Regions from separate parts of the Homo sapiens genome. Here region 2 is linked to region 1. Evidence: chromatin contacts called from ENCODE Hi-C data. All regions are on one chromosome and are shown on one strand. The core of a region is the stretch at or near the end of the contact, and the rest is flanking DNA. Distances in the headings are between cores, read along the strand shown.

Region 1 (5,181 bases), core at 2,062-4,561:
CCCTTAGGCCTTCTTTCAATGAGTTCTCAATAAATCCCTCCAGCTAGTCTTAGAGTGCTATTTTGGTGATGTGTTAGTTCTTCAATTTCAGATTGAAAGGAAACCTTCTTTAAGTGTTTATTGAAGTAATGGAATTGTGTTATCCTCTCCTCCCTGAAATAACCAAAGCAAAGATTTTTGTCTCAATCACCATTTAATCAGGATGTCCCACAATGCTGACACTAGAATGTCAGAATCTGTTTGAATATTTTTATCCTAATAGATATATATACAATGAATAACAATTCTTTAACAATTCTTTTTATTGAATCTCTATTATTCATATTTCTTTTAAAAAGTCCATGCTTTTTGTATCCTCAGAGACAATCTATGACTTACAGCATGCATCCAGAATGATGCCAACATTGGGCGTATCAAAGAATATCTAAGGGTTCGGAAATGAAAAGGGAAAGTCTAAATATATGATATTTAATCTTTTCAGTTCAAAATCATAGGCTGGATGAAAAAACAAAGATTAAAATATGAAATAAAGATCCAAATATGAAACATCTTGAATGTAGGTTGCTGCATTATTTTTCCAATGCAGAATTTTGAAAAAAAGAAAAATTATCTTCATTCCAGATAAAATACGAAAATAATTAACCCATTTATGCCTGAGGTTGAAATTTTGTTTTAATTTTTGCAATCAGACCTTGGCGATGACCTTGAGCAGTAGGATATAAATAACTCCCACATGCTTAGCGTTCCAATAATGGGACACTAGGCATAAATGTTAATAGGTTAAAAAAAAAACAGCTAAAAACCTGACACTAATGAAAATTTTAAAACAGATTACAAAACTGGCCAATAGGCTGGACCGTTTCTCTTCTGTATGACTATTTTTTAAAGAAATTAATATTTTCTATTTTACATGTTATTTCACTTTATATATCATCATATTTTGAGATGGTGACCACTATCAGTCTTTATCTCTCATATGTATTTGTGTGTGTTGGTGTAAGTGTGGTGTACACAGAATGTCAGAGAGTAAAAAAGAATAATGAAGAAAAGAGATGGGTATTTATTTCATGAACTGAAACACACCATATATATTTCTAATACATGGGAACTTGCCTTTTCCTATTAACATCACCTTGCAAAGAAACAAAAGCATTTGTAATGCTTACCCACAAACTTTTGTGGAGTGGAGCTTTTACGTTTTCCCATATTCCCCGTGAGCTTCTCTATGACAGCAGGTCTCTCAAAAGGCACCAGAGAAATATTGTTGTCCATAATAGGCTCTTGTTCCTTACAATCTTCCATAGGAGGTACTATACAAAACCATAGAAAAATGCAATCTGATAATTTCTTCAACATTTTGGATGATACAAAGCTGGATATGCCATCTCGATATGTGTTATAAAAGCTAGTATGCTTCAGTAGAAGCAAGTAGAAAGAATACCCTCTAGTGTGAAAGTATACTCTTTAAATTTGCACACACACATATACACCAGAGGATTTGTTTTTATTTGAGTCTCTCTTAAATCCATGACATACATACACTGTTGCCACTATTGGTGGCAAACTTGTTCATGTGGTTTCTCATCTTATTCCCCTGAAAGTGTTTTTAGCATTGACTAAAATCAATACTACTTTTAAGACTGCACTATTTTCAAGGCTTTTAGAGTTTATTTTTAAAAAACAATTTAAGTAAGTCAACTTGTTTGAGAGAAAAGCTTAAACAGACATACAAAATAACAGCACGGTATTTAACTGTTTTTCTTAACCCATGTATTTTCCTGCAGCGTATTTTCTATTTGATGAGCTGTTAGCCTTATTGGCAGTAGCTTAAATACCTGCACCAAGCAGCCCTCATGAAGAAGAGCCAATTCTGAACATGTCTATGCACAGTAAACTGTGGCAGCTTTATGATTGTAATTTATTTTAAAAAGAGCTCTTCAGCAGGAAGAAGAATCCATTTCTAAATTGGCACATTGGCTCACTAAACTACTGCCCTAATTCATTTGACATATACTCTCCAATGCTGTTCCCTATTCATCCCTTTTTTCTAAGTTGCTATGGACTAATCTGTTAGCCCTTAGACACTGACATTCATAGTGCAGACAAAGAACTTAAAACAGTTGTTTTTTGAGTAGAAATACTGCCCAAGGATGTTTAATTAAGGATAGGGTAACAACTCAGACAAGGCGAATCAGTTGATTAAAAACAGTGTTCTCAGGAAAGAACATAACTTATTACTTGTTGTTTATTGTTGCTTTCTCCAGTTGCACTTGTGCCAGTACTGTTTGGAAACCTAAAGCTTTCATTTCTTAGAATAACTTTACTTGTTCAGTATGCCCTGTAAAAATGATTTACTCTGATCCTTTCATTTGTATAAGATAGTCCCACTGTGTACAAAAAAATGTAGTCTCATTTATAAGGGGATCCTCTTGGCAGACACAAAAATAAGTGAGAAAGCAAGAGATGAAAGGTAGGAAAATTCAGTGCACAATTCAGTTGATGTATTTAATAACCAATAGGTTACCAATTTTGAAGAAAATGAAACATAGTGTGAAAAAATGTTTTCATGATTTGGACATGTTTAAAGAAATCAACATTCCATCCAAGTTTTGATTAACCTATAGATGGGTCAAAAAAATTGAATTGTAATCTACATTTAATAAGAAGTCCTCTGGCTATGAATAGCAAGGGATTGTGCAATTATTAGATGTTAATTTGGAAAAAAGTTTCAAGGTGAGACTGAGGAACAAGGAAACAGATCATTGTCTGCACTATATCATTAATGATGTTATCACATTGAAAAAGTATGTCCCAAGATATTATGTATAAAACATTATATTCTCTTTTAGTAACAACTAAAAAAGTGACACAAAAGTAAAAGAGTCAACAAAAAAGCAAAGAATTTCAAAAACATTCAAGGATGACCAATTCACGTAAGGGGAGTCAGAAGAATGGCACAGTGGTGGTGGTGTGGTGGAGAACCAGGTAATGAGATACAAATTGTGGTCAAAATCTTAACTTTTTGTTTGGATGATGGATTTACAAGCACTTACTACATTATTAGAAATAACAATAAAACTAAAAAGCAGTCCAAGTATGGACCAAAGATGAAAATATGTCAGACCAAGATCCAAAATGAAAGAATTTGGCAAGAAAAAAAAAATGTTGTTGTAAATTTTGCTAAAAAACTAGCAAAACTGGTTAACGGGTTTGCCCCCAAAATTAAATATGCTAATTTGTTCTGAAATGAGTAGTCCAAAACCTGGCAGTTTTGCTCTAAGTTTCACCCTGAATTTTCATATTTGAACGCATTTAACACTCAAAACGAAACCTGGGTGTGGGAACTGTCCCACACCACATCCACCTCAATTCAGATGATTTGTCCCGAGTTCAATGAAGCTCATGTGAACTGAAAATGATGATTTTGGCAGAGTTCTGATCTAATTTCTACTTTACAATAGCCCTTTTCATGTCAAAAATTGATCTTGTTTCTACCACATCGGCAATAATAATAACTGACGTATACTATGTGCTGTGTGCTGTTTTAAGGCTTTGCATTTAATAATTAATTTAATTCATCCAGAAACTCCATGAAATAGGTGTAATACCATCTTCACTGTACAGATGAGAACAGAAAGACCCAGAGATGTTAAGTAATTTCCTCAGGGTTTACATCTAGTTAGTAGAGAATGTTATTACTACTAGGAGTCTGGCTCCAGAGCCTGGCTCAACCATTACGCTATACTACTCTTTGTAGAGGTATTTTGAGCATTGACTTTTTGTAAACCAGTCAGACATATTTGTAAGGTCTGCCATTGGGTAAAGACCTGATACATTTTTCCTTAATTATGTAACCAATCTGATTTTGTTTTGCTTCATGGATCTGGGTGCAACTCATCAAAATATTTCTGTGTATACATTGCTAGAAACATAAAACAAATTCTCTAGATATCTCAATAATGCATTAATCACATAGACATTAATCTGGGCTAAAGATATACCAATAAGGTAACTTCCCCTGTTTGAACAAACTTTATAACCAAACATCCTCTTTGACCTTATATTTGAGGTTATAACCAAGATAAAAACATAATTCCATTAGATCACTGTTTCATCACGTTGATAACCATAACGGCAAAACCATAAGTGTATTCCCAATGTATTCTTTTGAAAAACCAAACAGTTCACCCAAATTCAAATTCCAAGTCTGAGGGACCTAGGTTAGATCACATGTCTAGCTCCTGAGCAGGAGAGGGCAGAGTACCTGGACTGAGGGTCCCACCACAGCTACATGCAACAGGAAAGTTCTCTAAAGGTAAATGGGCACTCTTGTTATCAAGAGAAGGAGGAAGGGATGTCAGGCAGGCAAAAACAACAGATGTCTTCTATATTGTTGCAAATTTTCTCCGTGTTACCCGATCTAAAAAAAAAACTTTACAGTTATCTTAGTTATTTTCTTGACAGCATTTGGCAGTGCTGACACTTGCTTTGGCTTCTGTGAAATCACTCTTTCCATGTTCCTACTCTGCTCTTACTCATCTTCATGAAATTTTTTTCCTGCTAGTGTGTTCTTGGCCTTCTTGATGTCTCACTCTGTACTTATCCGTATTGCCTTATTAAAAACTACTACGTTGGGCCACTACATAAATTATGATGGATCCTGCATCTTTGTTTCCTACTCAGACCCCTCTCAAGAGCTTGAGATCTATATATTTAACATCTTCCTAGACAGTTTTATTTGCCTATTTCATGGAGACATAAAAGAATATAGTAAAAGAAGTAAAATCTCCATTTACCTTTCTTTCTTCTATTTTCCTAATTACCATATCACTGAATGACACTACTAATTACCATATCACTGAATGACACTACTATTTACTCCATCAGCCATGCTGGTCACCTGTGGAAAATCCTAGATTTCTTCCTTTCATCCAGTCTTCTGCCTCTCCTCCTCCCTACCACATCTCTTTACAAACACACATGGAGGTACCCCAAGTGTTTTAGATGCTACATTGGTAGTTGTTCACATATGTTGTTCTTTCTGCAGGAAACACCCTTCTCCATTTATTAGTTCACATTTTTGCTTTTTAAAACTAAGCTCAATCCCGGGAAATTCCTCTTGGATGTTCTGCTGATTTAGGTATGTCCTCTCTGTCTCCATAATGCTTATCACATAGTACT
Region 2 (5,230 bases), core at 164-2,663, 3.0 Mb after region 1:
GCAAGTGTAAAAAAAGAAAATACAACAGAGTAGACCACAATAAAATTGAAAATATCAGCCGGGTGTGGTGGCTCATGCCTGTAATCCCAGCACTTTGGGAGGCTGAGGCAGGTGGATCACCTGAGGTCAGGAGTTCGAGACCAGCCTGACCAACATGGTGAAACCCCGTCTCTACTAAAAATACAAAAAACTACTGGACGTGGTGGTGGGTGCCTACAACCCCAGCTACTCAGGAGGCTGAGGCATAAGAATCACTTGAACCCAGGAGGCAGAGGTTGCAGTGAGCCAAGATCGCCCCATTGCACTTCAGCCTGGGCAACAGGAGCAAAACTCCATCTCAGAAAAAAAAAAAAAAAAAAAGGAAAGAAAGAAAAATCAGAGTGCACAATACATAGTAAGAATGTTTGCTTCACGAATTTTGTTTTGCCTATAGACACATATACACATATGTGTTTACTAGGTCAAGATGTAAAATTTCTTACTATGAGTCATGGTCCAAAGTGTGAAGGCCACTGGAAAAGGAAACGATTCTTAAGAGAACAAAAGCAAGAAGTATCTGAAACACTTCTTTTCCATGTTAAAGACAAGCTGTGTTTTTTTTCTAGCCAACCGAATATCAGAAAAGCCAGTGATTTCATTTCAAAAATGTATTTTAAGAAAAGAAACTCTCATTACTTCTTACATATGCATGAAAGAGGACACATTTCACTCATAAAGGAACTACAACTTTTCTAAAGGGCAGTTTGGCAATATCTCTTAAAATTACAAAGGCATTTGGCTTTGGACTTAGCAATTATACCTCTTGCAATTTAGGCTACACACTATCTGATGTACAGAAAATGTTACTTACTGCAGGTGTTTAGTTTGGTTTTGGTAATAACAAAAGGTTGGAAACAACCCAAATGCTCACCAACTGGAAAATGGTTACACAAATCATTCCTTACTTATGGTTTATAAAAGTGGCATATTAGCCATAAAAAAATAAGAAGAAATCTCTTTAGACTCTGTTAAGAAAATATCTCCAGGATATTTGCTTCATTTGAGAACATCAAGATACAGAATAGTGTTTATAGCATCCTAAATTTGTGGTTAAAATGTAGGAAAAAGATATGCCCCCAAAACTATTAACACTAGTTGCCTGTGAGGATGGGAAATGCCAGAAAGAACCTACAATCTGAATTATTTCTTCCAAGATGCTAAAATAGGTAAATACATTTAGTAAAGAATAATGAGCAGGAAAAGAAGGTAGAGTGGTATCAATGGCCTGCACACCATTTTTTACTCTGTTTTTAGTAACATCACATTGATTTCCACTTGAGGAAGTACCTCTTGCCTGTTCTCAGTCCATGTCTGAGCGATGATGACCACAGTTCCTCATTCCTCAGGCTGACCATGCATAGCAGAGCAACCTCATTTCTACAGTTTTTGGTTAATGACTGAACACATAACCAGGCAGGGTCAGTTAATGAGTATCCTCTCTGGGACCTGCTGGCACCATTAATATTGTTTTTGCTGGCATGACTTGAGAGGCACTCTCTCACTGGAGAGTTAAGAACAGCTAGAGTGTTGACCTGTAACTCTTGCTAGTACTCGCCTTTTGCCACACCTAGAGACAGCCTGCCTGAGAATGTACGCAGACATGAAGAAAGCAAAACCAAAAGGAGAGGCAGCTTCCTGCTAACATTGTGGCTGAACCTAACATGCCCTTTCCGCAGTGGCTCTGCAGGTACCAGGATCCCCTCCAGGGCTTGCACGACGGCTGCGCTCTGCCCCCAGAGTTTCTCTTGCAGCAGATCTGGTGTGGGGCTGGATAATTTGCTGTGCTAACAACTTCTCCCAAGTGATGGGGATGTGGCTGGTCTGGAAGCCACTTTTGGAGAACCACTGCCCTAGATTTTTACTTAAGCCAAGTTGAATTTTATTTTTATCCTATACATGTTTGGGAGTTCTGCATAATCCAGGAAATGAGCAGGGTACTAAAATTTGCATAAAGGAGGCATGCTGTCTGTGTACAGAGTGGCTAATCAGAGGCACAAAACCTTAGAAACTTTTGGAGAAAAAATCCTGGATTATCTGTTAGGAGGAACAACTTAGCAGTCCTGTGTAAAATCAAGTAGCTATATTAATGGTATTCAAATCTAAATTAACACAGATTAGTTTCATTTCTATACTTTAACAAATAAGCTATTCCTAGACAGTGATGGCCAGTTTAGTCACATCGGGATTAGAGTTGCCCAAGAAAACACAAGACATCCAGTTTAATCTGAACATCAGACAAAAAACAAATACTATTTTCCCTTTCCTTGGTAAATCTGGCAGTCCGCATCTGGATGAAAATGTTTTAGAAGTACTTTGAATTTTAAGTTCAAATAAAATAAAATGTTAACTGTTAGAATCACAGCTCATTAAAGGTATTAATGATCTTGATTTAAGAAATGTTCCCTAACATGCTTCCCCCAATCAGAAGACAAAACTCAAAGACTTAGAAAGAAAACTATATAAAAACGCTTACACAGCTAATGGAAATCCAGCTTTAGTAGGGACAATGATATTGACGATAGATCCTCCATGCTCTTTCATCCAGGAGCTGTAAACTGCAGGATAGAGGCAAACTCAATCATTAAATTTTTAAAGTATCCTGGCCCTCCTGATACCTTGTTTCAGCACACTGCCTGTTTGATATGTTTTACACGTCCATTTACATTTCCTTATAAAAAGCCTGACTGAGGTAAAATTTATACATCATAAAATTCATCTACTTTAAGTGTGCAATGTAATGACTTTTAATAAATATACGGAGTTATGCAACCATTACCACAATCCAGCTTGAGAACCTTTCCATCACCCCAAAAAGTTCCTTCACACCCATCTGCAGCTTAACCCATCCCCAGGTAAACACTCATCTTTCTGTTTCTCTAGATTTGCCTTTACCTTTTCGAAAATCTAATGTAAAGTGAATCACACAATACGTGGTCTTTTGTGTCTAACTTCTTCCACTTAGAATCATGTTTGTGAGGTTCATCCACGTTGTAATGTGTTAATAGTTCCTTTTTGATTGCCGAGTAGTATTCCATTATGTGGATATGCCATGTTTTATTTATCCACTTATCAGCTGATAAACATTTGGATAGTTCCACTTTGGAGCAATTATGAATACAAATCTTTGTGTGGTCATATGTTAACTCTGTTTAGCTTTTAAAGAAACTGCCAAATGGTTTTCCAAAGTGTCCCTCCCCATTTTACATTGTTCTCAGAAATGCATGGGGGATGTAGTTTCTACACGCCACTGCTGTCTGATTTTTTGATAATAGCCATCTAGTGGGTGTGAAGTGGTATCACACTGGAGTTTTTATTTGCATTTCCCTAATGACTATAATCATGTTGATCTATATATCTAGCCTATGTCAGTACCACACTGTCTTAAAATCAAGAAATAGCTTTGCAATCAAGAAGCATTAAGTCCTCCAACTTTCTTCTTTTGCAAAATTGTTTTGGCTATTCTGGGCCCTCTGCATCTCCATATGTAGTTTAGGATCAGTTTGTTAATTTCTACAAAAATTGACAGGGATTGCTCTGAATCTACAGATCAATTTGGGAAGAACTAACACATTAACAATATTGGACCTTCTAACCCATAAACACTGAATATTTTTACATTATTTAAATCTTCTTTGATTTCTCTCAGCAATGTCTGGCAGTTTGTGGCATACAAGTCTTACACTTTTTTGTTAACCTCATTGTTAAATATTTTATTATTTATATATGCTTGAAAACATATATGAAAAATATATGAAAACATATAAAACCATTTGATTTTAGCACAAGAAAGGAGAATAACCATTTAAATTATTCTACACACACCTTCCGCTTCTGGATAAATACCACCATATACATATATTTATTTATTTCCTAGTTCTGAAAATGTCTACAAGTAATGATAACCCAGTAGTAGTGAACACATGTAGTACCCAAATCTCGCCTTCTAAAAATCATTCCCGGCTAGGAGTGGTGGCTCACACCCGTAATCCCAGCACTTTGGCAGGTCAAGGTGAGAGGATCACTTAAGGCCAGGAGTTCAAGACCAGCCTGGGCAACAGAGAAAAACTCTGTCTCTATGAAAAATTAAAAAATTAGCCTGGCATGGTGTCATGTGCCTATAGTAGCAGCTGCTCGGTAGGCTGAAGCGGGGAGGATTGCTTGACCCCAGGAGTTCAAGGTTGCAGTGGGCTATGCAGCCTTGAACCACTACTCTCCAGCCTGGGTGACAGAGCAAGACTCTCTCTCCAAAAAGTAAATAAATAAATAAGCAAACAATAATTATTATTACCTACTAAAGGGAACTAGGTCTTCTTGGAGAAACAGGTCTGAGCCATTTCAAAAAGACACAGAAGCCAGATTAGCTGGTCAACTAGAACATCAGAGAGAAAATGACAATAATGGGTTAGAAATACTGAATAAAAATAAATTCCATTCATCAATAGTAAGGCTTAGGAGGTGAGAAAAAAAGGAAAAACTCATCTTTATAAAAGAATGCCAATTAATAAATAAATAAGGCATAAATTTTTAAAATCATCATTTTGCATCTTCCAATTCTGAAACTGAATCGGGCAAGAATCAAAAATGGAATGAGCCGGGAGCAGTGCCTCACACCTATATCCCAGCACTTTGAGAGGCAGAGGCGGATGGATGGCTTCAGCCCAGGAGTTTGAGACCAGCCTCGGCAACAAGGGGAGACCCCGGCTCTACCAAAAAAAAAAAAAAAAAAAAAAAAAAATTAGCTGAGCATGGTGGTTAGTAGCCTAGTATGCACCTGTACCTCCAGCTACTCAGGAGGTGGAAGAATCGATTGAGCCCAGGGGGTGGAGGCTGCAGTGAGCCACGATCACATCACTGCACTCCAACCCAGGTGACAGAGTGAAACCCTGTCTCAAAAAAAAAAAAAAAAAAAAAAAAAAAAAAAAGGAACCTAAACCCATTGGATAAAAGTACATAGGAAAACAGTATCTTCACATGGTCTCAAAGTATTATCCACAGATTACTTATAGTTTACAAATAGAAAAATGTATCTTTACAACAGAAAGGTTTGGTGGTCAGAATCTTAGACAAGCGAAAAAATTTAAGATGACCAATAGTAAAATCACCTTAACAACAGACTTACAGGTGTAATGCAGTAAGAAGTATATATACCATATATGAAGGGGTCTTGCCAGAAATATTTAAGTGAATATAA

The links. Hi-C counts contacts between places; a loop is a spot of excess contacts on that map. Pooled maps may share reads with other maps.
Region 2: a map with no recorded cell type shows a loop between it and region 1 (24-fold over the local background). The contact joins two enhancer-like sites. A Hi-C loop is called at or near these places in 4 of 37 single-sample maps with no recorded cell type and 4 of 50 pooled maps.

Annotation. Positions count from the first base shown.
Region 1 is chr2:213,012,625-213,017,805 of GRCh38, forward strand. It overlaps IKZF2 (IKAROS family zinc finger 2), which reads right to left. Exons shown (of 9, transcript NM_001387220.1): 8 at 1,167-1,310. Among named protein-coding and RNA genes, the nearest start is that of MIR4776-2, 89 kb to the left of the region's middle. Within about 2 kb of position 3,312, at least 2 of the 41 ENCODE cell types and tissues checked have a DNase peak (open chromatin) inside an H3K27ac peak, as active enhancers do.
Region 2 is chr2:216,056,383-216,061,612 of GRCh38, forward strand. It overlaps PECR (peroxisomal trans-2-enoyl-CoA reductase), which reads right to left. Exons shown (of 8, transcript NM_018441.6): 4 at 2,513-2,594. Among named protein-coding and RNA genes, the nearest start is that of PECR, 23 kb to the right of the region's middle. RefSeq lists enhancers at 1,566-1,745, 1,806-1,865. Within about 2 kb of position 1,414, at least 9 of the 41 ENCODE cell types and tissues checked have a DNase peak (open chromatin) inside an H3K27ac peak, as active enhancers do.